2 separate regions of the Homo sapiens genome follow, and region 2 is linked to region 1. Evidence: chromatin loops called from intact Hi-C (ENCODE). Cell type or tissue: ascending aorta. All regions are shown on one strand. Each heading gives the region's core, and the rest is flanking DNA. Links, peaks and the distances in the headings are about the cores only. Region 1 has its middle 27 kb from the start of AKR1C1. Region 2 has its middle 40 kb from the start of AKR1E2.

Region 1 (12,237 bases), core at 4,035-6,534:
GAAAATTCCCTAAAAAATGATGGGTAATGCCAAGACTATGGGTTTTTCTTTCCTCCTGTTACTTGTAACAACGATATTCTAGTGTGAAACTTGAGTTCTGCATTTCTCAATTTTTCTTGACTCTCAAACTAGCTAAACACTTCATTCTTCATTCTTAAGAGATTGGCACCAAATCACTTTGTCCTGTTTGGGAAATGCAGTGTTTCTCCTTTGGGTGCATTTTTGAAGACCAAGGCAAAAAACATTAAAGTTCATTTTTATTGTCTGTGTGGGCAAAACATTTGATTTTACTGAACATGCTCCATAGTTACATGGCAGGATGTTTTGACTGGCATAAAAACTAACCAAACTTCTAAATGTGAAGTAGGTCACCGGAAGAGTACAGGACTCTTTGTGAGTTGTTTTTCTCTCCAGTCCAGTATTTTCCTAAACATGTTTCCTAAATAACATAGGGATTTCATTTGGAATAAGCAAGTCATTTAAATTTATTCATAGGTATAGGAGGGTCCAGAAATGTTAAAAGCACAAGTGGTTTCAACTGTATGCCTTTGCTTTATGCGATAGTAGAGTAAGTTGAAAATGTTTTCTACTGAAGCAAGTGACTGTTTCCCTATGATTAAATAAGAGCAGCTTCAGATGGCTGGTTTGCACTGAAGGGTGGAGCAGGCCCATTTGCTTTCACGTGTCAGAAAAGTCTGCTCTACCCCACCCCTCAATAAGGCACTCACATCCACCAGGCGTGATCCTCTAAAAGTGATTCCATAGTGTTATCTCCAACCTCCTTCTCTGGAAAATCTTGCTGACTCACAGTGACTAGGGGACTTCTATGGCATTCTAGACCTGCCAGTCACAAGCCTGGATCATTGTACCTGTTCTGAGTTGCACCGGTCTTTTACTTTAGTGCCAGGTGGTTGGAAAGTGGCCCATGAAATAGAGCTGCTCATTTTTAAATTATCCCTTTTGTTGAAGCTTTTGTTCAGGAGGCAGGAGTGGGGCCACCGGCTGTGGACCTCATGGTACACTCTTGTTTTTAAGACGTGTTATACAGGGCGAAGGAAAGCAAAATGTGCCACTCAAAATGTACTTTTTTGGCATATTTTATGTGGCTATTCAGAGGGGTCACAATTCAGAGAGGCTGCTGACACACAAATAGACCTGAAAAGCTTTCTTCTCTCGCAGAGATTTGTAAGTGCTGAGGAAATGTACATTAGTGAAGTGAACAGAGGGTAAAAGCCTTTCTCTGAGGACCCCTTTATATGCCTTATTGGATCAAGGAAAGATTAACTTCCAGGAAAAACAGACTAAGATCCTGACACTTTAAAGGTCTGACTGAGAAGCTTCTCCACAGGCCGCCACCTACCTTCTTGAGGTCAGCTTGGCGAGCCCCTGAGAGGCTCACATCTATGTGGGGACAGCCTTGGCTCACCATGTGTGCCTCTTCCACTCCCCCATTACCTGAGACTCCACCTCCCCCAGAGACCCCAAGCCCCTGTTCTCTCTGTAGCCTCAGGATGTGATGAAACCCTCTGTCATCAGGACCACCCTGGAGTCTCTTATTGGCAGGAATCTGATGTCCATGTACATATATACAAATTTGCTGTCTTTTTATATTAACCTTTCACTTGTCAGTTTGTTTTATACACTCTAATTATCAAAACTTCAGAAGAGAGAGGGAAGAAAATGCCCTTTTGTGCCTACATGGGTATCTGCATTTCCCATGCAAAGCAGAAAAGGTGAAGGAAAGTAATAAAACCCAGTCCCAGAAGTAGCAAACATGGCCCTGACAATGGCAATGAAGGAATAGTGCATGGCCTAAGATTGGTCTCCCCACGACTGAGGACCATCAGGGCCAAGTCTCTTGTCTTTCCTTCCTCCCTTCCCTTCACCCCCAACTGCACACAGCCGGACACAGGACACAGTTTGGTAAGAGCATCTGATTAGGGAGGGTAACTGGGAAACTGTACATGAGAATGTGCATGAGTGAGGGTGAATATGTTAAGAATTGAGGGGAGGAAAACCTATCCTTCTGCAAGTCTATTTACCTATCTACTACGTTTTTATATGTTAAGACTTCTGAGAGCCTGCTGTTGGGTGTGTAGTGCGATCCTCTGGAAGGAAGTTGAGGAAGACGCTGTCTGTGCCTCACTTTCTCCTTGGGCTTATGGCAGCTTTCCAGTGGAAACCTGACAGGACAAGCCTCTGTACAAGATCCCCGTGTTTGTGCTCATTGTACAGTAACTGATCAACACACAGAAATAGCGGCTGTTGAGCAGAGAAGGGATTTAATACTTGAAGGCAAACAAATGAGGAGATAGGAGGAAACTTCGAATTCACTGCCCTGAGGAGTTTTAGACAGGGGTTTCAAGGGAATTTTGGCAGGCAGGGGGCTGAGGAGCAGGGCGGGGTGCTGACTGGCCAGGGTGTGGACTATGAAAGCCTAAGGATGTGGTAACTGCATTGTGGGGCTGAGTCAGTTCCTCGGAGGGGGCTGTAGATTGGATGGCATCTGTAGAACTGTTATAATGCATGATGCAGAAAATATCTCGAGTGGAAAACGTGAGATTTCCTACTGTTTGAGATGTTATCTATGAGGTTAGGACCTTGTGATAGGGACTACATGATTCCAAAGTGTAAGAAGTTACATGGAAGTGGGCTACAGGGCAAGCTGGTTAATGTGTAACTATGCTTTCTTTCAGAGTTCGTGCTTTTGCTAAAAAACCTAGACATTTGCTTTCATTAATATGATGAAGATGTTGTCACCTCCTCCAGTGAACACACTCATTCTGAGGGACAGCTGGGTTGCAATGGCTATCAACTTGTCACAATGCTTGCATTGATGGAAAGCTTTCCTTCATCTGAATGAAAACATTCCTCCATAGTAAGCACTAGGTCATGAGAGTCTCTGGGAAACACTCAGGGTACACAAGAAATGTGTTTTGTTGTTAAAAACAAAATCCTTTACTTTGCTCAAGGGAAGGCTGCTGATCTCAGCACATATTTCAGCCTGGGCATCACCCAGCAGTTTCTCAGAACTTACATGAAGGGATCCAACTAAGCATAATTCTGAATATTGTTCACTAATCCTGACTCTGCTTCCTTCCCAGGTGTGGAATCAAAGACAGAAATGCTCCCTCTCCCCTTCTGCTGTGTCTTTCCCCTGAGGCTTTTCTGCACGCCATCACTGCCCAGCTTGGCATCTGTCCTGGGCATTGGTAATAATGTGGTACTCTTCACCCCCTTCTAGCGTTTGATCACTCATCAGGAGCCCTCATCTCCGCGGGGAAGAACACAGAACGTGAGCTCCTGACTTCTTGCTTCTTTCTGTCAGCTTTCATTCTGATATATCCAAGTTGCAAGAGAAAAATAGAGGCGACATGGCATTCACCCTAAACCTACTTTGCATGATGATGTCTGTTACACTTAGAAGAAACATACTTTATTGAAAGAGATGCGTAAGTCCTCCATTCTATCCATTCTCCAGATGACTCTGACTTAAATAGAGCGAGTTTCACTGTCTTGGTGAGTCTATCGCTCTTTGGACACCTCTTCTTCAGGGTCAGAATTCAAGAGAGGGTCCTGGAGGTCTGAATGTTTCTCAGAAGCCTCCAAGCCCTCAGCTGCCCACTTCAAAGCTCACAGCCTCAGCACCACAAGGCACCATGATGTCCCCAGGGTAATTTCCTTAGGCTCTCTCCCACTTTTATTTCAGTCATCAAAAGAGCCCAGGACTCCAGTTCTGAACTGAACTCTCATTCCCTAGAGCTCTTACCTCCAGTTTTCTGACTTTTTCTCACACTTTCCTTAATTCTAAAACCCTTCTGATGGTCCTTCTAGAACCTGTAACTTCCCATTAGAAAATTCAAAATTCTCACTTTATGTTAATATTATCAGCTTCTGTTCCCTCCCCTGTTTTTCTAACCCAAACTTCTAGTTTCCATGAGGATTCTGTTTCTCCTGCAGTGCTCCTAAGGGGAGGTGTGGGTCCTCTCCCACTGTCCTCCCAGGGAGCATGGAGGGAGGACAGACATCCTCCTTTCTCCTCACTGCCTCATCTACCCAGTCCCCCTCCTGCTCCCTAGAAACACCCATTTTTCAAACTACCTTTCCTTGTGGCAATCACCTGCCTTCTACCTCACTTGCTCTGATTCCTTAGAGATTTTTTCCTGTGTTTGAGTTACATTGTGCAGTCCTACTTCTGCCATCCTTCCTGGTGTTTTCAATACGCTCATAGATATTGCAACCCAAGCTCTAATCATTCATCTCCTTCCCACCATCTCTTAAACTTATGTCACTGAGGTTTTTTTTCTGCCCTCATTGTCCTGCTAAAAATGTTCTTATAAAGTCACCAATGACTACCACATTGCTAAAATAAGAGTTAATCTCAGTCCTTGACTTGTTTAATCTATCAGCAGTATCTAACAATCTATCACTATTGGTCCTTTATCATTCTTTTTTTTTTCTTTGGACACAGAGTTTCACTTCATCACCTGGGCTGGAGCTGGAGTGCAGTGGTGCGACCTCAGCTCCCTACAACCTCCACTTCCCAGGTTCAAATTGAGAGCTGACAGCGCACTGGCAGCCCTCGCAGCCCTCACTTGCTCTGGGTGCCTCCTCTGCCTGGGCTCCCACTTTGGCGGCACTTGAGGAGCCCTTCAGCCCACTGCTGCACTGTGGGAGCCCCTTTCTGGGCTGGCCAAGGCTGAAGCTGGCTCCCTCAGCTTGCAGGGAGGTGTGGAGGGAGAGGTGCAGGCGGGAACCGGGGCTGCGCACAGCGCTTGCAGGCCAGCATGAGTTCCGGGTAGGTGTGGGCTCCGTGGCTCACACTCGGAGCTGCCCCCCGGCCCGCAAGCCCCGGGCAGTGAGGGTCTTAGCACCTGGGCCAGCAGCTGCTGTGCTCCACTTCTCGCCGGGCCTTAGCTGCCTTCCTGCGGGGCAGGGCTCAGGACCTGCAGCCCGCCATGCCTGAGCCTCCCGTCCCCGCTGTGGGCTCCTGCGTGGCTGGAGCCTCCCGACGAGTGCTGTCCCCTGCTCCACGGTACCCAGTCCCATGGACCACCCAATGGCTAAGGAGTGCCAGCGCATGGGGCTGGACTGGCAGGCAGCTCCACCTGCGGCCCTGGTGCGGGATCCACTGAGCGAAGCCAGCTGGGCTCCTGAGTCTGGTGGGGACTTGGAGAACCTTTATGTCTAGCTAAGGGATTGTAAATACACCAATCGGCACTCTGTATCTAGCTCAAGGTTTGTAAACACACCAATCAGCACCCTGTGTCTAGCTCAGGGTTTGTGAATGCACCAATCGACACTCTGTATCTAGCTAATCTAGTGGGGATGTGGAGAACCTTTGTGTCTGGCTCAGGGATTGTAAACGCACCAATCAACGCCCTGTCAAAACAGACCACTCGGCTCTCTGTAAAATGGACCAATCAGCAGGATGTGGGTGGGGCCAGATAAGAGAATAAAAGCAGGCTGCCCAAGCCAGCAGTGGAAACCCGCTCGGGTCCCCTTCCACACTGTGGAAGCTTTGTTCTTTCGCTCTTTGCAATAAATCTTGCTGCTGCTCACTCTTCGGGTCCACACTGCCTTTATGAGCTGTAACACTCACTGTGAAGGTCTGCAGTTTCACTCCTGAAGCCAGCGAGACCACAAACCCACCAGGAGGAACGAACAACTCCAGACGCGCTGCCTTAAGAGCTGTAACACTCACCGCGAAGGTCCGCACCTTCACTCCTAAGCCAGCGAGACCATGAACCCCACCAGAAGGAAGAAACTCCAAACACATCTGAACATCAGAAGGAACAAACTCCAGACATGCCACCTTTAAGAACTATAACACTCACTGCAAGCATCCGCGGCTTCATTCTTGAAGTCAGTGAGACCAAGAACCCACCAATTCCGGACACAAAATCATGCTCATGCCTCAGCCATCTGAGTACCTGGGATTACAGGCACGCACCACCACGCCCAGCTAATTTTTATGTTTTTAGTACAGACAGGGTTTCACCATGTTGACCAGGATTGTCTCACTCCTGACATCAGGTAATCTGTCTGCCTGGGCCTCTCAAAGTGCTGGGAGTACAAGTGTGAGCCACTGCGCCTGGCCCATCATTCTAAAATGACTTTCTTAAGTTGGTTTCTATGACATCACACTCTCTGTCTTCCTCCTTCTTTTCCGTATCTGACTTCTTCACTGACTGCTCCTCATTTTCATCACTTTTAATTATTGGGGTGTCCCATAGTCCTTAGATTCTTCCCTATCTTCAGGAAGTCAGACTCCTCTGATAATCCTAGACATTTCAACAGCTTTAAATATTGTCAATAGGCTTACAATCCCAAATTAATAACTGCAGCTCAATTCTTTTCCCAGAAACTCAGACTGGAATATCAAATTTTCTACTGAACATCTCCACTCCAGGGCCCAATAGGAATCTCAAGCTCAGGATATCCCAGGCAAAATACCCTTAACCACCCTGCAATCCTGCCCCACATCAATTTCCCCAATTTCAATAAAACAAAAACTCCATTTTCCAGTCATAAATACTAAAGTTTGCCAAGTCATTCTTGCTTTTTTTAAAATAATACTTTCCTCTCCAATATAAAATCTGTGATCAAGCCCTGCCATGTCCACCTTAAAAATATATCCAGAATCTGACCATTTCTCATCAGCTGTTCTTCAACTATCTTGTTCCAAGTCATGCCATTCCTTGCCTTGGTTATTCAAATAGCCTCCTAACCAGTTTTCCATATTTATTTTTCATCAACTTATATTTTACTCTCTCCACAGCAGCTCAGTATCATCCAGTGTCTCCTCATCTGTCCTAGAGTAAAAGCCAAATCCTTGCAAATGGCCTACAGGGCTCTGTATAAACGTGGCCCTCCGTTCCTTTCTGACCTTTCTCCTAATCCTGCTGTTCCCAGAACAAGCCTGGCCTGCCCTTGCTGCAGGGAGTGTGCCCTTCAGGATCCCTCTGCCTGAAGCCCTCTTCCCTCAGCTGTCAGCAAGGCTTGCTTCCTCTACTCTTTCAGGTCTTTTCTCAATTGTCTCTGTCTCAGTGAAGATTCCCGGCTTATGCTATTCATAATTTCATTTGTCCCTCACTCCGTTTGTACTCTACCCCTGTCCTTGCTTTCTTCCCCTTCACGGTACTTCTCATCATGTGACATGATCTTCATTCTATGTATTTATTAGTTTCTTGTCTGATTCTCTCTCCTGGAAAGTGAGACCCATGAGGGCTTAGATTTTTTTTCTGCTTGTTTCTAGTGCCTATAGAATATTTATTATTGAACGAAATACACTTTCATATAATTCTTGAATACTCCACTCAGATGCCATTGCAAAACCTTTTCTGACACTCCTTCTACCCCATCTTCCAGGATTGCATGTGGCCTTCTGTCTCCTTGGGTTCCATGCTGTATTATAATTGCCATTTGCAGTCTCCCCTTGTGTTGGCTTCAAGCTGCAAAGGTTGTAGCGATTTTTGTGTAGCCAAGCAGAACTCAGCTGGTGCCTCTGTTTGGATCCTCAATGGGCTGCAATGAAGGCATAATCCAAAAGCAGGGTCTCCCTGAAGGCTCGATGGGGAATAAGCTGCTTCTAAGGTCATGGGTGACTGGCAGGATCGAGTGCCTTCTGGGTTACTAGAGTGAAGGCCTCAGTTTCTAGCTGGCTGATGGCCGTAAGCCACACTCAGTTCCTCTCCATGTGGGCATTTTCAACAAGGCAATTCATCTTATCAATGTTTGGCCAAACACAGGTTGGGCAAAGCACAGCATAACGATAACAAAACACCACTTAGTGATTTTATCCAGCCAAAGATCCTTATTACTTGAGAATGAACTTTTGCTAATGTTGTTCTTTGACTTGCATAGTAGAAGCAATAAAAATGAAGGGCACACAGGAAAGGGTGGCCAACATTATCCAGGGGGTCATAAAAGGACTCCTGAAACGTGTGGCTGGATCGGGTGTATTTAGGATAAGTAAGACATCAGAAACCCGCTGGAAACAAGGTGCAAACCAAGCAGGCTGTCCTAGAAAGAGGAAATAGCTGGAAAAAAGCAAGAACACAGAGATGTACTCATGATCTCAGACCAGGCTTTTTGTGCCAAGAAGATTCAAAGAAAAGGCAAAGACAGTCACAAAATGAAATGAGGCCTTGATACAGGAGAATTTCATTATAATGAAGGTAGAAATGGGTGCTTCCAAGGAATCTCATTACATGTGTGCCTGGGACCAGGCATCTAGCTTTGTTCAGGGAATTCTCAATACGCTGTTTGTGATGCGATTTGTGATAAAATGGATGGTGTGAGACTTAACTGAGGTCTTCTTGTAGAATCAATGTCTAGAAATGACCAATTTAATAATCAGGTTGTATCTTCTAAAGTAAGTCCTATATCCTTATCAAAGACAGGTTGGAATATTTAATACTTCAACTTAAGTGTCAAGAGTGAACAATGCCTAGAAGATCATTCAAACTCCTCTCTCAGCATACCATTTCTGTATGTTCCTGTAAGATACACCTGCACAGATAGGAAGCAATTGAAAAAAAGGCAATAGATCAATTCCAGCTTCATTTGGAATCACTGACAGTTGTAATATGAGCTCTTCACATATTGAGGTTGGTGGAAATAAAGAACGCGGGAGCCTTTTCTTCTACTGGGATCTCACAGAGGAAAAGGAGGAAAGACGGTCAGATTAGCTGGGACTGATGACGGATCTGAAGCACAGCCATTCCGTGAGGCTGAATGGTGGACACTTCGTCTGGGTGCTGGGATTTGGCACTTATGCTCCTGAAGATGGAAGTGGATCCTGGGGTCTGAAGGGTCCTAGATCAGCTGTCCTTGCAGGGTGGCCAGCAGGCAGGAGCCCTGCACCTGGTAGGCAGTGGGTGCCTGGAAGTGTTTGTCTGAGCTTCCATTTCTCTGTCTGTAACTTGCCCCTCTCAAAGTCACAGAGATCTTTTTTTGCATGAAAGTGACATGACAAGCTCATGACTATGAGGATTCAGAGGTTGATAATTTTGTGGGTAGATGATATTTAGTATTATTGTTATTATTATTGTTACCTAACTGATATCCAGTGCTTTCTGTGTATTTTAAGCATTTTATATACTTTTAAAATTTAATTTCTTAACAACTCTTCTATATAAGTACTCTTATTATTATGTATTTCTTACATTTTCACAGTGTAAGTTCAGGCTGCTCTCATCTTCCACGCTGGTCAGAGCCACTCAGCTCAACTCTTGGTTAAACATCAGAATGGCCAAGGTTCTGCAAGTAAATGGAAACCAACATGAATACTTGGTGGCACCTCTGCTGTGAGATTGCTGGGGCTGGAAGTATTTGACAGAGAATATCAACCAACTAAATCTTTTATCATGTAAGAGGCCACTGTGATACCAAAAATTAGATAATGAGGAAGGATGGCTTAGGAGGCATAAAGTCACAATGGAGACTGAATTGTGCTTGTGGGGTCCAAGGCTCTTGGCCCTCTAAAGTTTCACTGAAAATCAGGTGATGTAAGGCAGATTGACTAATAGGAAAACAGGCACACAAATTTATTTATTGTGTATACACGGGAGCCTTCAGGATGAAGACTCAGCTTCTCAATGAGTTGCAGAAGCCTGTATCCCATCTGGAGGTTACAGAAAAAATGGGGGCCTGAATTCTGGTAAAACAGCTTGTTTTAGATTGGAAAGGAGCAATTATTTGGGGAGAAAATAAATGATTACTAGGGAGAATGACTGTTTCAGGCAACAGTAATTAACTGGTAAATAGTTTTCCTTGGGATTTACTGATCCTTGGAGCCAGTCATTATTTTGAAAAGGTTCTGTTAAGGCCTCGTTATAGTCTTAACCTTCTTTTCTGTACTGAGTCATGAGATAACAAGAGGGGAGCAAGAATATTTACTCTCCTTCGTGGGTCAGGTTCTAGCTATATGTGGACAGGGGAAATAGACTCTTCCATTGGTTGTTGATCTCTGAGGGTTTTAAAATTAAAATATCCATTATACTAAGGAGCCCTATTTGGGGTAAAATAGTTTGATTTATTTCATGCTTCTCACCAAATGCATTACATGCCCATTTGCAGTTCACAGCAGGGAATTTGAAGTGGCACACTATGGTTACGGTAAAGTAAGAGCAGCTTTGGGGTTACTTTGGAGGGATTGCCCCAAAAATGACAGAGACCAATGTGCTCAGTCTTGGTAGAACTATTACATGAGAGATCACCAGGTAACAGCTGTCAGACAGAACCACCTTCTTTTCAATGGCATAATTGTCCATCTCATCCATTGTGAAAACTTAAGCATAAGTTAAGCATAAGTCTCACATATGTTATGTCCACCTTTTATTACTGTTGTTAACTACAGAACAGAGCTAAAGAGAACAGAACAGAATGTCCCATAATTTCCTGGCTGACAAAAATAAAATTAATACATGTGTGATTAAATTTCATACAGTAAAAAAGGTGGGAAGTGAAATAAAAACCTCCCCAACACTCTGTGTTTTCACCTGGGGCATTGCAGGAACAGGAAGCAGGTCCAGTGTGCACTGTGGGTTCTTTTGTCCTGCAAGTTTGTTTTCTGGGAAGCTCACAAGCACAGACTTTCAGATTGAGTCATTAATCCACTACCTCTTTGAAATTTGAGGGACAATGTGCACTTGCTGTGGTCCTGACTTTGCCCACAGGCAATGCCAGCTTGGTGAGATAAGGTCTGTGCCATGGGTGAAACCAGCTGGTCACATGCGTGGGAGCGGCTCTTGGGCTTCTGCACCCAGCTGCTCTCGCTGTGATATGTCCTGGATCTGGCTGCAGTGTTCCTCCCTCTCAGACCTCCCACAGAGGTTCTGCTGCTGCTGAGCAGGGCACAGCCTTGTATAACCCCCTGCATGAGATACCGGCGCATTGACTTTAGTCACTTCTAGGCTTAGAAGTCAAGCACACAGGGGGCACTCAATAAATGCCTGTGGCATCAATGTGGAAAAAGTACTTGGGAATGAAGGAAAAAGGCATCATAAATGATCTGCAGGCCTCAGCTGGTTGGAAACTGGAAAGGTTGGGTGTTATGGACTCATTTATTATTGTTAGCCAAAAATAGATGCTGTAATGTGTATGTGTGTGTGCCTGTGTGTATATGTGTGTGTGTGTGCTAGTGTGTATGTGTATGCAAGTGTGTGCCTGTGTGTGTGAATGTGTGTCTGTGTGCATGCCTCCATGTATATGTGTGTACCTGTGTGTATGTGTGTGTGCCCTAGGATTGTTGGAATGGTAAATGAGCATCATATCTAGGAATACAGATAACCACGAAGGGGAAATATCTCTACCATAAGAATTACAAAACACTGCTCAAAGGAAATCAGAGACAAGAAAAACAAATGGAAAACCATTCCATGCTCATGGATAAGAAGAATTGATATTGTTAAAATGGCCATACTGCCCAAAGCAATTTACAGACTTAATGATATTCAATCAAACTATCAATGACATTCTTCATAGAACTAGAAAAAAACACTATGTTAAAATTTACAAGGAACCAAGAAAGACTCTAACGGACAGGCAGAACAAATGTGGAGGCATTACATTACACAACTTCAAACTATATTGAAAAGCTACAGTAACAAAAACAGCATGACACTTGTACAAAAACAGACACATGGATCAATGGAACAGAACAGAGAGCCCAGAAGTAATGCTGCACAACTACAATAATCTGATTTCTCACAATTAATAAAAACAAGCACTGGGGAAGGGACTCTCTATTCAAGTGATTGGTACCTGGGTGACAAAATAATCTCTACACCAAACCCCCATGACGTGCAATTTACAAACCTGCACCTGAACCCTGAACCTAAGACAAAATATAAAAAAAAGTCTGCAATCCAGTATTGATGGACAGTAAGGCTGTCTTTACCGATTTCACGTGTTTGTATTGGGAGATGGCCTTTCTCTGGCACCCGTTGCAACCAATTATTTTAGAGAGACAGGTTAACAACTGCTTGACCATCACCTGATGGTCACCTGATATTCCTGGGGAGAATGAGCCACTTTCATGCCCTGCTCATGTCTGACTAACTACCTACTCTAACATTCCCCCTCAATACTCCAAGACCCAGTTCTTGGGGAAAATGGACAAAGATCAGGCGTCTATAACTGCTTCCTACTGAGAGAGGGGTGGTGAAAGTTGTCCTGTGGGTTTTGGCCTCTTGATAACTGTCAGGGCAGAGTGGCTCTGTGGTTTGGTGA
Region 2 (12,237 bases), core at 4,131-6,630, 70 kb after region 1:
ACCATATATTTTACTAGTTTATTTAGCTTATTTTATCTTTACCACATTAGAGTGTTAGATTCTAAGGGCAGGGTTTTTGTTTTGTTTTTGTTCTTAAACTAGTCTCTCCCTGGGTACTCAATACATATTGGTTGAATAAATAACATAATAAAATGAGAAACAGGGTAGGGGTAACAGAGAGTGGAGATGCAGGCAGGAACCCCTAACAATAAATATCAGTAATATTAATCAACAATAACTATTCAATGACTTGGCATTTTCTATGTCAAAAATTATTACTTCATATACAGAAAGAATTTGTATCCCCCTTGCTAAAATGGAACTACCCCATTGAAGTGACTTCATCTTCTAACCACTGTATCTCTCTCTAGGTATAATATAAAATTTTCTCCCAAGAAAAGTCATAGACAAATCATTTCTGAATGTTTGACATACATTGAACAGTAATAATTTTATCACCTTCCTCATTATCACCTTAAAATATTTATTAACTTTATATATTAAATCAGACTAAGCATTGTTTTAAAAAAGAGAGAATTTGTTTCTGCCCTCCTGGAGGTTCAAAATATAAACACAAATAGTTTATCTCCTCAAGCTGTAGAATGACATATTGCAAAAATGGAATGCACTGGTATATTTGTGAATGTGTGCCCACGTGTGTAGGTATATTTATTTTCCACAGTGTATTCAAAACAGCATCATGCAATAGTATGTTATTATCATAAAACTAGTTGGGTTTGTACTTAACTCACAAAGAAAACTGTGTTAATTGTAGGCTCACACCAGTTTAACAGAAATCTGTCTTTATGAGCCCAGAAACAATGACTAAGACTTTCCCTTTCCTTTTCAGCTTTTCTCATCACCCAGATTATCCATTTCTTGATGAATATAAAGAAAAGAGTCTGTGGTTGTTCCAGAGTTTATTGATTTGGGTTGAGATGAATAGAGAATATCTCATGGATGGGAAGTTTTCTAGTTTATTCCAGATTGATTAGCCTGCTCAGTCACAAGTTGGCCTAAGACCCCGGATCAGAAAATAAAAGTATCTAAACCTAGTTTTCTCTTGATTCCCGCCCCCACCCCACCCCCACAACTGCCAAAATAAAGATGTATTTGAAATAACCTAATCTGCTGCAGCCTTGGCATTTGCTTTTTTGTTTCTTTCCCATCTCACTGAGGCTAAAATGCTGACATCCCTGGAAGGGGTGATCACAATGGATGTGAATCTCTCAAAAAAATGCTAATAATTTGGTATACCTTCAAATTTGCAAAATCTACATTTTTTACTTGTTTGTAGTTCTTGAGCATTTTTTCTTTTCTGTGAATTATCCACACTATACAAATATATTAGATATTATAAATGAATGTAAAACTTAATATATAACACCCAAAATGTCCAGGTTTTAATTTTAAAAGTTACTTATCATACCAAGAACAAGGATGGTCTCAAGTTGAATAAATAAAGATAAGCAACAGATGGTACACCCAGATGATCAAGATATTATAATTATCTGACCAAGATTTTAAAGCAACCATTGTAAAAATGTTTCAACAAACAATTATAAACACACTTGCAACAAATGAAAAAACAAAAAGTTTCAATAAAAAATTAGAAAGTTTTAGAAAAGAAATAGAAGATAAATGAATAACCAGATTTGGAAATTTTAGAACTGAAAAACACAATACACAAAATTAAAATTTTAATCAATGGAATCAATAGCATAACATAAGAAATAGAGGAGATAATTATTGATCTGGAAGATAAAGCAATATAAATCATCCAAGAGGAGCAACAGGGAGAAAAGAGACAGAAGAAAAGGAACAGAGCTTCAAGGACTTGTAGAACTATAACAAAAGACTTAACGTTCATGCCATCAAATCCTGAAAAGAAAGGAAGCAAAGGGTGGGCTGGAAAAGTGCTTAGAGAAATAATGGCTACTTTAATTGCTGAAAGCTTTTCAAATTTAGAAATACACATAAACCTACAGAGTAAGAAGATAAGTGATCTTCAAACAATATAAACCAAAAGAAATGCACACCAAGACACATCATAATTAAATGCATGAAAACTAAAAGAAAAGCTTGTGAAAAAGCAAGAGAAAAATGTCACCTAACCTATAGAAAAAAAAAAGAATTCAAATAATTGTGAGTTTATCATCAAACAACCATGGAGGCAAGTAACAATAATTTTCAAATGCTGAAAGAAAATAATTTTCAATCCAGAATCTTGTATCCAGCAAAAATATCTTTCAAAATAAAAGAGACATCAAGGCATTTGCAGAAGGTAAAATAAAAGATTTTTTTTCCAGAAGACCTAACCTAAAATAACGGCTAAAGTAAGTTCTCTAAACAGAAAGAAAATGGAAAAAAAATAGAACCTTGTAACATCAGGAAGAAAAAAATAACAAATATGCAAGCAAAAATATGGGTAAACGCAGTAGATTGTTCTTGCCCTCTTGAGTTTTCTAAATGATGTTTGGCAATTGAAACAAAAACTAAATGTCTTATATGGTTTTAAATGGATGTGGTAGAAATATGTAATGAAATTCTATTATAAATGGGGGAGGGTAAAGGAACATGAAGGGAGGTAAGGATTTTGTACTTCTTTCAAAGTGATAAGATAATGACACCAATACACTGTGATAATTGTGTGTATGTAATGTAATACCAATAGCAACCAATGCTATACAAAGAGAAACACCAAAAAATGCTATGTATTAATCAAATTGCATCCAACAGGATCTAACTGGGATTTATAGAACATTCTACCTAACAATAGCACAAAACAGATTCTTTTCAAATTCCCAAATCACATAATCAAGCAGACCATATTCTGGCCATAAAACAAACCACAACATATAGAAAATAACCAAAATTATAAAAACCTGAACAAATAGAAATTAATTGAAATTATACGGAGTATGTTATCCAACGAAAAATGAATCAAATTAGAAACCAAAAACAGAACAGTAACATGAAAGTCACCAAACTCTTGGAAATTAAACAACACACTCCTAAATAATCCACAGGTAAAACAGGAAGTCTTGAGCGAAATAAAAAAGTACATTGAACTGAATGAAAATAAAAACGCAACATATCAAATTGTGTAGAACACAGCTAAAGTAGTGCCAAGAGGAGGGTTTATAGAAAAAAGGGGAAAAGTCTTAAATCAACTATCTAAGCTCTTATCTCAAGAACCTAGAAAAGGTAGAGCAAAATAACCCAAAGCAAGCAGAACTATGGAAATAATAAATAGAGGAGCTGAAATCAATGAAATTGAAAAGAAAAAAACAGAGAAAAAAAATGAAGCAAAGAATTGGTTGTTTGAAAAGATAAAGTTCAAGCAAGCTTCTAGCAAGACTGACATAAAAAAAGAGAGAAGATATAGACTACCAACATAAGGAATGCAACAGGGAATTATGCTATAGATCCTGTAGAAATAAACAGGATGGTAATGGGGTACTACAAACAACTCCACACATACACTTCACAAGTTATATAATGGACCAATTCCCCTGAAAAATACCCAAGCTACCACAACTCACCCAACATAAAATAGATCATTTGAATAGCCCTATTACTAAATTGAGTTTATAATTTTAAAACTCCCAAATAGAAGTCTCCATGTCCAATTTCACTGGGGATTGCTTATAAATGTTTATAGAAGAATTAACACCAATTCTATACAATCGCTTCAGAAAACAAAAGAGGAGGGAACACTTCCCAGTTCATTTTACAGAGCTAGCATTACCCCAATATGAAAATGAGACAAAAACGGAAAGGAAGAAAGAAATAAAACTAAGAACAATATCTCTCAAAAATATAGATGTGAACATCCTCAACAAAATATTAGCAAATAGAATTTAAAAAAATATAAAAAGAATTATACACAAAAACCAAGTATAGCTTATATCAAGGATACAGGGCTGGTTCAATGTTCAAAAATCAGTTAATATAATCCATCATACTAAAAAACTAAAGAAGAAAGTCACATGATCATATCAATTGATGCAGTGAAAGCATTTGACAAAATTTAACATCCATCCATAATTAAAACTTTCAGAAAATAGGACTACAGGATAACTTTCTAAACTTGATAAAGAACATCTGCAATAACCTACAGCTAAGCTGAATTCTTTGTCCCTAAGACTGGGAAAAAAGCAAGGATGTCCACTCTCAGCACTCTTTTTAAACACAGTGCTAAAAGTTTTAGCCAATACAGTAAGACAAGAAAAGTAGATAAAAGGCATACATATCACAAGAAAGAAAACTGTTTCCATTTGCAGGTGACGTGATTGACTACATAGAAAATTCCACGGGCTTATGTCAGCAAGATAACTGACTAGAGGTTCCTACACTTCTCCCCACCCACAAAAACAGACCAAAGCGATGAAGAAACAACTACATTTTGACCAGAGCAACTAAAGGAGAGCTGTAGAGTCTTTAGATAATGGATGAGAGAAACTCTGTGGAGCAAAGAGACTCAGGATGGCCATATAGAGAAAGGAATAAAACACGCTGCCTCTGCCACTCTGTCATCCAGTCAGGATCAGCTCAGAACCAGGAAGAACTTCTCTCTGTGGGAAAAAAGTAAGCAACAGGAACCCAGAAGCTGGCATTGCCACCACAGACTGCTGTAGTCTTTGATAGTGGAGAATCTTACAGTATTTACAGGCCTGACCCCAGTTTAGGAAGCTGCCTGGAGTTTATACAGCTGCATTACTCCATAGAAAGAGCCCACATTATTTCCCAAACCCCCAACGATCCAGTCTCCTACTAAGCTGCACCATCTTAAAACTGGAGCCATTATTAGAGTGTGCCTGCTCTGGGGGCAGTATATATATCACAGTGAGGTTTCAAGAGTCACCAAAATAGGAAAGCTGCAAACTTGAAATGCTCCAAGGTTTTCGTTACAAAGATAAGAAAGACGGACCCTGAGGACGCTGCCTCTCGCTTTGACAAAGCCCAGACAATGAGTCACATCAAGTAACACATGGCTTGGAAAAGGAAGGAAAAACACTGGAAGGCCAACGCTGTTCTTATCACTGCTACACAGAGCTGAAAGCAATGTTAGAACTGTGGGTTAAAAAGAAACTAGTCAAGTTCTTCAACGGATGAATGGCGTTATCTTTGCCATGCAATCCTACTCAGCAATGAAAATAAACTGACTATTGGCACATCCAACACCTTGGCTGAATGGCAAGGTAATTGTGGTGACAGAGGAATGCCAGTCCAAAAAAGTTACATAGTGTGTAATTCCACTTATACTGAATTTGTAAAATAACAAAATTATAGGAATGAAGAACATACTAGTTGCCAGGGGTTAAGGAGGCAGCAGAGGCAGAAGACAGCTGAATGCAATTAGAAAATGGTGACAGGGAGGGCCCTCATGGTGACGGAAATGTTTTGTACCTTGACTGTGGAGATGGAAACGTGAATGTGTGAAAAATTGTACAACAGTGAACACACACACAGACACCAAGGAATGCAACCAAAACTGGAGAAGTCTAAGACAATATCAATATCAGTATCTTGGTTGTGAATCCACCTTTGCAAAATTATGACTGAGACAGTGAAAGAGATCTAACTTAACTGACTCCATCTTGCTTCTAACCTCCAAGTTGTCCTTGTTCATTCCTGATGGTAGGTTGAACTAACTTTGGGAGTAACTTAGTTTATAGTTTAAACAAAGATGGTAACAGCCCTTTCCCACAGCAGACCTCCTTCTTGCCTGGGGACTAGATTTGCCTTTGTAGGATTAACATTAGCCACAAGATTAGAAATTATGGTTGAGGAGTCATGCAGCTGGAGGCTACAAGATTCTGACCCTCCGTAAACTGCTCCTAAGTGCCTGGGTATTTTGCAGATCCTGCACTTGATGGATCAGCCGGCCCCACTCAGATCAGTAAACTGACTCATCTGATATTGTGGCCCCCACCCAGGAAATGACCGAGCACAAGAAGGCAGCTTTGACTCCCTGTGATTTCATCTCTAACTACTCAGCACTCCTGGCTCACTGGCTTCCCCCCACCCGCCAAGTTATCCTTAAAATCTCTGCTCCCGGAGCCTGCAGTGAGCCGAGATGGCGCCACTGCACTCCAGCCTGGGCGACAGCGAGACTCCATCTCAAAAAAAAAAAAAAACAAAAACAAAAACAAAACTCTGCTCCCTGAATGCTCCGAGAGACTGATTTGAGTAATAATAAAACACCGGTCTCCTGCACAGCTGGCTCTGCGTGAATTACTCATTCTCTATTGCAATTTCCCTGTCTTGATGAATTGGCTCTGCCTAGGCAGCAAGCAAGGTGAACCCCTTGGGCAGCTACATTTGTGATAACTTACTATATAGGTTTGCAAGATGGTAATATTCAGGGAATCTGAATAAAGGGCAGACTCTGAATTATTTTTTGCAACTTCCTGTGTATCTATAATCATCTCAAAATGCAGTTTAATTTAAAAGAAAACCAGAAAACTGGTTCCAGTGCTACGCGTCCTCTCTTTGGATTCTTTTCTAGTCCACCGTCAAAAGAATGTGGATGTGGCTCTAGATTTAACCCCTCCTACCTTTTATTATGTAATTCAAACATAAAATCTGTCTCAGAGCACAGGAAGGAGGAAGTGGAAATGATAAAGAGGATCACTTTGCTGAAATATAATCAGACCTATTTAGCCTGGACAGTGAAAAACAATGGCCCAATATACATGCTGTTCTCTGAAACTGAATGACAGAAACTTCACGTCTGTCCTGGGATTTGGTACTGCTAGTTACAAAACAGTAAGAATTCAGTAAGTTTGAGAGAGAAGGAGATTGACCAAAAGAACCCTAGGGGAAAACAATCCTTTCTAGAAATTGTTTTCAACATAAAATTTAAATTTTCCCCCAGAATTCCAAATGAATAATGATGAATACAATTTTTCTTTAGCAACATAACTCTCTAACTTGAGCATGTGGTGGCAACGGTTGGGTTGGGGTGGACTCTTTTTGTTAAGCTTCAGTAATTAAAGGCTCAAGTCCTACCAATTTATAATTATGCACATTTTTAAAGATTTTGAAACTTAATACCGATTATCTCTAGGAGACCTATATAAATTTATAGTCCTACCAAAAGTCACTGAAAGGGCTATTTTTCCACAAACTTAATATGTATTGAGGGATTTTCTTTTTCTTCACTTGTCAATGTTTTACTTTTGCTAGTTTGAGTGGGGAAAAGGGAAATTCATTGTCAGATTCACTTTTATTTCAATTATCATTAATTTGCTTACTGGCTTTTGGAATTTTCTTCTTCTGAAAATTACCTGTTCATTTACTTTATGGCCCAGGTTCAAATGCTAGCTTCAATGTTTACTATCTATTATAATCTTTGACAAATTACTTGACTTCTACCTGTCTTCTAAAATTTGTTATTGGTATCAACAGTACCCAGTGCAAAGGATTATTCTGAGGAATAAATATAGAGTACAGGGTACTAACTATAATCAATAATTGTTAGTTACTAGTATCACTCCAATACCATCTTTTTAAATTTTTCATTTTCTTAATGATTTAAAAGATCTGTTTTACGTATTATTTTTGTTTTGTCTTTTAAATGAGATAGAAGTGTTTTTCTTGCAGTATGGTTATTTGACTTTTAATTTGTTTAATGTGAAGTTTGGACATATCTGTTTTTAATGTGTTAGAGAGTAACTTTATTCACCCTTTTTACACCCCATCGTTCCTTCCTTTACTTTTAGGCCAAATAACAAATATTCATCTATATTCCTTTCTAATTTTTCTGTAGTTTTACTCATAGTTAACTCTTTATTCAAATTGGGATTTTGGTACATAGATATGTAGGAATATTTCATTTTTCACTCATGAACTTATTACTGTATCTCTGCAAAAAGAAAGGAAGTTATTACAAGAAGGATAGCCTTGTTGGAAGACTGGCCCACACAAGGGACTCAACGTGAACACACTATAATTCACTTACTCTGTTATTGGTGTATAAGAATGCTTGTGATTTTTGCACATTGATTTTGTATCCTGAGACTTTGCTGAAGTTGCTTATCAGCTTAAGGAGATTTTGGGCTGAGACGATGGGGTTTTCTAGATATACAATCATGTCATCTGCAAACAGGGACAATTTGACTTCCTCTTTTCCTAATTGAATACCTTCTATTTCTTTCTCCTGCCTGATTGCCCTGGCCAGAACTTCCAACACTGTTGAATAGGAGTGGTGAGAGAGGGCATCCCTGCCTTGTGCCAGTTTTCAAAGGGAATGCTTCCAGTTTTTGCCCATTCAGTACGATACTGGCTGTGGGTTTGTCATAAATAGCTCTTATTATTTTGAGATATGTCCCATCAATACCTAATTTATTGAGAGTTTTTAGCATGAAGGGCTGTTGAATTTTGTCAAAGGCCTTTTCTGCATCTATTGAGATAATCATGTGGTTTTTGTCTTCGATTCTGTTTATATGCTGGATTACGTTTATTGATTTGCATATGTTGAACCAGCCTTGCATCCCAGGGATGAAGCCCACTTGATCATGGTGGATAAGCTTTTTGATGTGCTGCTGGATTCGGTTTGCCAGTATTTTATTGAGGATTTTTGCGTCAATTTCATCAGGGATATTGGTCTAAAATTCTCTTTTTTTGTTGTGTCTCTGCCAGGCTTTGGTATCAGGATGATGCTGGCCTCATAAAATGAGTTAGGGAGTATTCCCTCTTTTTCTATTGATTGGAATAGTTTCAGAAGGAATGGTACCAGTTCCTCCTTGTACCTCTGGTAGAATTCAGCTGTGAATCCGTCTGGTCCTGGGCTTTTTTTGGTTGGTAAGCTATTAATTATTGCCTCAATTTCAGAGCCTGTTATTGGTATATTCAGAGATTCAACTTCTTCCTGGTTTAGTCTTGGGAGGGTTTATGTGTCGAGGAATTTATCCATTTCTTCTAGATTTTCTAATTTGTTTGCATAGAGGTGTTTACAGTATTCTCTGATGGTAGTTTGTATTTCTGTGGGATCGGTGGTGATATCCCCTTTATCATTTTTTATTGCATCTATTTGATTCTTCTTTCTTTTCTTCTTTATTAGTCTTGCTAGTGGTCTATCAATTTTGTTGATCTTTTCAAAAAACCAGCTCCTGGATTCATTGATTTTTTGAAGGGTTTTTTGTGACTCTATCTCCTTCAGTTCTGCTCTGATCTTAGTTATTTCTTGCCTTCTGCTAGCTTTTGAATGTGTTTGCTCTTGCTTCTCTAGTTCTTTTAATTGTGATGTTAGGGTGTCAATTTTAGATCTTTCCTGCTTTCTCTTGTGGGCATTTAGTGCTATAAATTTCCCTCTACACATTGCTTTAAATGTGTCCCAGAGATTCTGGTATGTTGTGTTTTTGTTCTCGTTGGTTTCAAAGAACATCTTTATTTCTGCCTTCATTTTGTTATGTACCCAGTAGTCATTCAGGAGCAGGTTGTTCAGTTTCCATGTAGTTGAGTGGTTTTGAGTGACTTTCTTAATCCTGAGTTCTAGTTTGATTGCACTATGGTCTGAGAGACAGTTTGTTATAATTTCTGTTCTTTTACATTTGCTGAGGAGTGCTTTACTTCCAACTATGTGGTCAGTTTTGGAATAAGTGCGGTGTGGTGCTGAGAAGAATGTATATTCTGTTGATTTGGGGTGGAGAGTTCTGTAGATGTCTATTAGGTCCACTTGGTGCAGAGCTGAGTTCAATTCCTGGATATCCTTGCTAACTTTCTGTCTCGTTGATCTGTCTAATGTTGACAGTGGGGTGTTAAAGTCTCCCATTATTATTGTGTGGGAGTCTAAGTCTCTTTGTAGGTCTCTAAGGACTTGCTTTATGAATCTGGGTGCCCCTACATTGGGTGCATATGTATTTAGGTTAGCTCTTCTTGTTGAATTGATCCCTTTATCATTATGTAATGGCCTTCTTTGTCTCTTTAGATCTTTGTTGGTTTAAAGTCCATTTTATCAGAGACTAGGATTGCAACCCCTGCCTTTTTTTGTTTTCCATTTGCTTGGCAGATCTTCCTCCATCCCTTTATTTTGAGCCTATGTGTGTCTAACGGAGAGCCAAATCATGAGTGAACTCCCATTCACAATTGCTTCAAAGAAAATAAAACACCTAGGAATCCAGCTTACAAGGGATGTGAAGGACCTCTTCAAAGAGAACTACAAACCAGTGCTCAACAAAATAAAAGAGGATACAAACAAATGGAAGAACATTCTATGTGCATGGATAGGAAGAATCAATATCGTGAAAATGGCCATACTGCCCAAGGTAATTTATAGATTCAATGTCATCCTCATCAAGCTACCAATTACTTTCTTCACAGATTTGGAAAAAACTACTTTAAAGTTCATATGGAACCAAAAAAGAGCATGCATTGCCAAGTCAATCCTAAGCCAAAAGAACAAAGCTGGAGGCATCACACTACCTGAATTCAAATTATACTACAAGGCTACAGTAACCAAAACAGCATGGTACTGGTACCAAAACAGAGATATAGACCAATGGAACAGAACAGAGCCCTCAGAAATAATACCACACATCTACAACTATCTGATCTTTGACAAACCTGACAAAAACAAGAAACGGGGAAAGGATTCCCTATTCAACAAATGGTGCTGGGAAAACTGGCTAGCCATATGTAGAAAGCTGAAACTGGATCCCTTCCTTACACCTTATACAAAAACTAATTCAAGATGGATTAAAGACTTAAATGTTAGACCTAAAACCATAAAAACCCTAGAAGAAAACCTAGGCAATACCATTCAGGACATAGGCATGGGCAAGGACTTCATGTCTAAAACACCAAAAACAATGGCAACAAAAGCCAAAATTGACAAATGGGATCTAATTAAACCAAAGAGCTTCTGCACAGCAAAAGAAATTACCATCAGAGTGAACAGGCAACCTACAGAATGGGAGAAAATTTTTGCAATCTACTCATCTGACAAAGGGCTAATATCCAGAATCTACAAAGAACTCCAACAAATTTACAAGAAAAAAACAAACAACCCCATCAAAAAGTGAGTGAAGGAATATATCTTTTAGGCCACACACAAAAAGTTCACTTATCTATGGTAAATTATTTCAAAGAATTTTTGACTATAAAGACATATTGGCCAGGCGCGGTGGTTCATGCCTGTAATCCTAGCACTTTGGGAGACCGAGGCGGGAGGATCACTTGAGGTCAGGAGTTTGAGACCAGCCTGGCCAAAATGGTGAGACCCCATCGCTAATAAAAATACAAAAATTAGCTGGGCGCGGTGGTGCAACTGTAATCCCAGCTGCTTGGTAGGCTAAGGCACAAGAATCGCTTTAACCCAGGAGGCAGAGGTTGCAGTGAGCCAAGATCACGCCATTGCACTCCATCCTGGACAATGGAGTGAGACTCCATCTCAAGAAAAGAAAAAGAAGAAGAAGACATATTGCACATTTTTACTCCCCTCCCAAAAAAATGTTCTATATTTGCTAATGTGCTCTGGGATGATGATTAGTTTTTAGAGTTTTTTTAATTAAATAACACATTAAATCTTCTTTCTTAAGGTTGAAATAGATGTCCGAAAATATTTCTGTCACTGTGAGATTTTGTTGTTAAAATGATAGAAGTGTGGCACCTACAAAAATTTCCTGAACACTTTAAAAGTTTTGGATAGAGTGTTTTAATCTGTTTAAAAATCTTCCAAATAAAATGTTTTGTAAGTTTTGAGCCTGATTGATTACAATTACATACCAAGAGCATATCAGAGGAGATTATAATGTACTGGTCAAATTTCAAAAATTATACAAATGGCAAAGGGGACTGAGAAAACCATACCATGATTTATGAAGAGGACCCAAAGACGGACTTCCCCTATGTGCATCGAAGCATCTCTATGAGGCATCCTTAGCTGCAGTTGACTGCCATGAAAACCGTATTTCAAATTAAACTGAATGTAGAATCCCAAGGTTCACATTTCTAGGTCAAAAAGCATTAAATCAAGAAGGACCAACAAAAAAAGCCAATAAAGCATATTCATACCATTGCTTTGAAAAGAATTTGGTATTAATCACAATATATTAGAGAGAGCACAGAGTTTGGGTTATTAATAAAGCTCTTATTTTTCGATTTTTAAATTTAATCTTCAGATGCTCTAAGAGTATTTAATAATGTATACATCGTATTAGTAAAGCAGTACATTCATATAGTAATAAATCAATAAACATGGATATATTTCTATGCAAATTCAAAAAGCTT

The links. Hi-C counts contacts between places; a loop is a spot of excess contacts. Peaks named below come from ENCODE experiments on the same cell type or tissue, not always from the same donor. Only the 100,000 strongest peaks of a DNase experiment are listed, where the experiment ranks them.
Region 2: it touches region 1 in a loop (2.6-fold over the local background); 15 of 110 quality-filtered maps call a loop at or near these places.

Annotation. Positions count from the first base shown.
Region 1 is chr10:4,930,264-4,942,500 of GRCh38, reverse strand. No RefSeq gene overlaps it. Among named protein-coding and RNA genes, the nearest start is that of AKR1C1, 27 kb to the left of the region's middle. RefSeq lists a cis regulatory region at 472-1,043. In ascending aorta, for the core only: no CTCF peak of the experiment used is centred there; no DNase peak of the experiment used is centred there.
Region 2 is chr10:4,860,552-4,872,788 of GRCh38, reverse strand. It overlaps a transcript of AKR1E2 not described here and the pseudogene AKR1C6P. Among named protein-coding and RNA genes, the nearest start is that of AKR1E2, 40 kb to the right of the region's middle. RefSeq lists enhancers at 1,617-2,144, 4,858-5,152 and a cis regulatory region at 5,835-6,110. In ascending aorta, for the core only: no CTCF peak of the experiment used is centred there; no DNase peak of the experiment used is centred there; H3K27ac peaks cover 2,235 bases.